2 separate regions of the Homo sapiens genome follow, and region 1 is linked to region 2. The links are chromatin loops, found by intact Hi-C in ENCODE. Cell type or tissue: Calu3. All regions are shown on one strand.

Region 1 (2,500 bases), 100 kb after region 2:
TTGGGAGGCTGAGGCAGAAGAATCGCTTGAACCTGGGAGACAGAGGTTGCAGTGAGCCAAGATCGCACCACTGCAGTCCAGCCTGGGCAACAAGAGTGAAATTCCATCTCAAAAAAAAAAAAAGAAAAGAAAAGTCCCTCTCCCCTTGACTTGGCTTCCAGTGAGCAGGCAGGGTCTGGCTCCTCTTCGCATTTTGTTTGACTGGGATGGTTTGGAAATATTTAACTAATTTACACCACTAAAATATTGGGCCGGGCACAGTGGCTCATGCCTGTAATCCCAGCACTTTGGGAGCCGAGGTGGGCGGATCATCTGAGGTCAGCAGTTCAAGACCAGTCTGGCCCACATGGCGAAACCCCGTCTCTACTAAAAATACAAAAATAGCCATGTGTGGTGGCACACGCCTGTAAATCCAGCTATTTGGTAGGCAGTGAGCATGCCACTGCATTCCAGCCTGGGAGACAGAGCGACACTTTGTCTCAAAAAAAAAAAAAAAAGAAAGAAAGAAAAGAAAGAAGGAAAGGAAAGAAAGAAAGAAAGAAAGAAAGAAAGAAAGAAAGAAAGAAAGAAAGAAAAGAAAGAAGGAAAGAAAAGAAAAAGAAAGAAAGAAAGAAAAGAAAGAAGGAAAGAAAAGAAAGAAAGAAAGAAAGAAAAAGAAAGAAAGAAAGGAAAGAAAGAAAAGAAAGAAAGAAAAGAAAAAGAAAAAGAAAAAATTGGAAGACAATCTCACACTGACATGAAAGCCCCGACTTTCTTGGAAAATAGGAAGATGTGGTATCCTCACATGTAGCGATCAGCCGAGGCTGAGCAAGAACCAATCACCTTTACTTTGACGCACTCCCCACCATGTGCTATCATCTCCCTCTACTAAAGCCAAAGTCCAGGTGCGATTTGTCGGAATACTTGCCCAGTTGTTTTCCTTACACAAATCCACTTCCCTCATTTGCCGTAACTGCCTTGACCATGCAGAGGTTTGATTCAGGGGCACTGGACCTACCAAACAAAAGATATCGGATGTCTCTCTTTTTGGCTCATCAGCAGAGGTCAAGCTCCCTTGAGAAAGAAAAGGAAACCAAAGCCCAAGGGCTCCCCCTGCTGGACCCAGTGAGCTCAGCATTTTTGGCACATTACAGACGTTAAACTTGAAGAGACACATTCCCAAAGTATTAATGCGCAAGGCCAAGCCTCCAACGGAAATGTACAACAAAAAAAAAAAAAGAAGAAGAAGAAGGAAAATAAAATAGAATAAGACTTCTTGTCTCTGCTCGGACATGAGAAGAACTTCGAAGTTGTCACTTTTGTTCTTACAACAAGAAAAGGCTGAACAAACTGAGAATCAACAGCTTTTCTTAGACACGTCTAAAGAACTGCAGTAACACAGTGAATTACCATCCCCAAGTCTGGAGACACTGGCAAATCCAGAGAGTTACTAATGAGATCCATTTACACAGGGCAGAAGCTGCTGGAGTCACTAACTGGTGAAGACATTTGCATGGTAATTCTGACAAGTTGCTGCAGGCTGGGTAACAATTAGCTCAAGAATGATAAATTTCTACAGGTGTCAGTCTTAGGAGTCCCCACACTTTCGTGGATTTTACCTCCAGTAACTCTACCAGTGAAGAGCCCAGAAAGGCCCCCTAGCCCATAGCCCTGGTAGGGAGAAGGAAGAGTAACTGTTGTTAAGTATACCCAGAGCATTCTCCCCAACACAGGCCTATTCTCCAGGGATAAAGAATTTATTGGTACCTTCTCCCACCTGGAAGAAGGGATTTCTCCTGGCCGGGCATGGTGGCTCGTGCCTGTAATCCTAGCACTTTGGGAGGCTGAGTTGAGAGGAACACTGGAGGCCAGGAGTTCAAGACCAGCCCGGTCAGCATGGCAAGAAACCCCATCTCAAAAAAAAGAAGGAGAAGGAGGAACGAGGAGGAGGAGATTTTCTCCTGAATCCAGCACGGCACATTCTAGACTTCCTGTCTCACCTGAAATGAATGGAGAGAAGCTGAGAATCACTTGTGAATGCCATAACCCAGAGGCACAGGTCCCCTAAAAGACGGATATTTAATCGCAGCGTGTTTAATAATGACTTGCAAAGCTATACAGACCCTAATTCCTAGAACCTGTGAATGTGACCTGTGGCAAGAGAGACTTTGATGGTGTGATTAAGATTCTCAAGATGGGGAGATCATTTTGAATTACCTAAGTGGACCTTCAATGTAATTGCAAGGGTCCTTAAAAGACAGGCAGCAGGGCTGGGCGCAGTGGCTCATACCTGTAATCCCAGCACTTTGAGAGGCTGAGGCGGGAGGATCACGAGGTCTAGAGATCGAGACCATCCTGGCCAACATGGTGAAATCCTGTCTCTACTAAAAATACAAAAATTAGCTGGGCGTGGTGGCACGCACCTGTAGTCCCAGCTACTCAGGAGGCTGAGGCTGAGGAATCGTTTGAACCTGGGAGGCAGAGGTTGCAGTGAGCCTAGACTGTGCCACTGCACTCCAGC
Region 2 (2,500 bases):
AAATGAATAGCCTGCTAGGTCTCCCATGGACAGCTCCCCATCTCTGAGCTCACGGGACTCTTTTTTCAATCTAAGTAAGATCCCTTGTGTGCCTAAACACTTTGAATGTCTTCCATCACTTCCAAAGACCATGCTTCCATCAGCTGCCTGATATTCTGTTCCTCCATTTAGCCTACAGATCCTGAAGCATATATACATAATATATATATTATATATATGATATATGACATATATATATATATGTAATCTTTTAGGATTGGGCACAAAGCTAAAGACTGAAAAGGACCATGAGTCTTGTTCTTTGTCCTCCAGAGCTCCAATTGGGTACGAGTACCAGTCGGAGGTGGTACAGAGGTGAGAGGAGTAGGGAAGAAGAGGGAGAGGGGAAGAGACACAGATTGAGACAGAGAGAGAGAGAGGGAGAGAGAAAAAGAGAGAAGAGGAAGAGAGGGAGAGGGGAAAGAGATAGAGAAAGAGAGAGACAGACAGACAGAGAGAGAGAGAGAGAGAAAGTTTTCCTTCAACAGGAACATTCCCTTTGCCCTCAGACAAGGCAAAGGGGGAAAGAAAGAGACTAGAAACAGACTGAGACAGAAAGAAAGGTAGAGAGGCAGGAAAAAGGGAGACAGGGAGAGAAAGACAGAAGAGGGGAAAGGGGAAGAAGGTGAAAAGAGACATAGACTGAGATAGACGAAGAAGCAGGGAAGAGAGAGAGAAAGGGGTAGGAGAGAGGGAGAGAGACAGAGAAAGATGAGCAGGAGGAAGAGGAGGGGGGGAGGAGAAGGAGGAGGAGGAGGGGGAGGGGAGGAAGAGGAGGGGGAGGAGAAGGAGGAGGAGGGAGAGGGGGAGGCGAAGGGAGTTTATCACAATTAGACAGGGATTCCTGAAGGCCCCGGGGGTGGAGTCTGTCCTAAGAGGCAAGAAACCAGGGATATGTGCAGATTCCCTCTCTGAGTGATCTAAGGGCCCATCTCCTGGGCGTGACCGAGAGCCCGAGAAGGGCAGACACAGACTGGGAGGTTTTCCTATCCTGCGCCGTTCTCTCCCATGTCTACCATCAGGGACCGCGCAAAGAGGCTGGTGGCTCTCGCTGCACATCCAGACACGTTTTGGTCCTGGCGAGCCACAGGCATCAGGGAGAGTGGCGCTGTCCCTGGTGCTGAAGCAGGACTGTGTCCCTGGTTTAGGAATGACTGGGCTATGCAGAGGAGTCTGACTAGATAGGATCCAGATCGGGGTCTCCAGCCGGCAAAACAGCTGAGTCACAGGATTGGGCCGCCCAAGAGGGAGGAAGTTAAGGAGGGGCCGACTGTGGGTCTGTATGGGCTGGACTTCCCTCTGTGCCCCTCCCGGCTCCTTCTTTACCCCAGGAATGTTTTGGGTCAAAGCCAGCAGCAGCTCATCTGTAGACCTCTTGTTGCATGAAAAAAAAATCTTATTTGTTAAAGCCCCTGAAAATCAACAGACTCACAGTAAAGTGCATTTCTCGTTGATACAATACGGAGGGGTGAAGATTACCCCAATTCCATTTGAAGCCAACAGGATATTTTCCAAAAGTGCCATACTCCTTTAAATCTCCTGACCATGCATGACAGTGCCCAATATGACAGACTTTTTTTCACTTTTGGTAATTCAAGATTAGATAAATAATATAATCTCCCTTCCTTACTTTTCAAAGATGTGATTATAAACAGCCTTGTTGACCCAATTTTTAAATTAATCTCTGTGAATTATTTATTTAAAGAGTTTATGCAGAGGGGCTTTGGGGTTTTCCTTAACAATGTGTCTAAGCTTTTTGTGAAGATATTAGTCTTCTCCTATTATTTACCTTGGAGAATAATACAATTTTTTTAACCGACAAAATATGCATCCCTAAATATCAAAGTTTAGGTTTTACTGTTTTTGGCATTTATGTAAATTGCATCATATTGTATGCATTTTTCCTAGCTACTTCACACAATAATAGCTTAAGAATTTTTTACTGTCATGCAGAAGGGATGCAAATCATTAAGTGTACAGCTTAATGATTTATCACACAGCGAGCACATTCAGCTCACAAAATAGGTATTGCCAGCTCTGAAAATGCCTCAACAAACTGCACTCCCACCATCAGAACACAAAGGTCCCGATTTACTCATATCTTTGCCACACTCGCTGTTATTTGCCTTCTTGATTTTCTGAAAGAGTGTAAAGAAGTATCTCATTTCTGTTTAATTTGATTTTTTTTCAGCTACCAGTGAGGCTGCGCATCTCAACGTGGACTTGTTTTCCACTCATGCTTCCATACTAGCAGATTAATATTCATGTGCTTTGCATACTTTTACTTTGGCTTGTTTTCCTTTTTCTCATTGGTTTGTGGGAGTTTCTTACACATTCTAGTTCAAAAGTCCTTGTGAGCTTTAGGTGAAACAAATGATTTCTCTCATTCTGTCATTTCTCAATGAAAGTAGTCTGATTTGTCCTTGATTTGATGGAAAACCAGAGTTTGGATGCAACCAAA

Evidence for each region. Hi-C counts contacts between places; a loop is a spot of excess contacts. Peaks named below come from ENCODE experiments on the same cell type or tissue, not always from the same donor. Only the 100,000 strongest peaks of a DNase experiment are listed, where the experiment ranks them.
Region 1: it touches region 2 in a loop (2.2-fold over the local background); 2 of 110 quality-filtered maps call a loop at or near these places.

Annotation. Positions count from the first base shown.
Region 1 is chr19:51,656,042-51,658,541 of GRCh38, forward strand. No RefSeq gene overlaps it. Among named protein-coding and RNA genes, the nearest start is that of SIGLEC14, 10 kb to the left of the region's middle. RefSeq lists an enhancer at 1,068-1,177. In Calu3, a CTCF peak has its summit at 1,080 (motif pointing left); a DNase peak (open chromatin) is centred at 1,090.
Region 2 is chr19:51,552,223-51,554,722 of GRCh38, forward strand. No RefSeq gene overlaps it. Among named protein-coding and RNA genes, the nearest start is that of ZNF175, 18 kb to the right of the region's middle. In Calu3, no CTCF peak of the experiment used is centred here; a DNase peak (open chromatin) is centred at 1,149.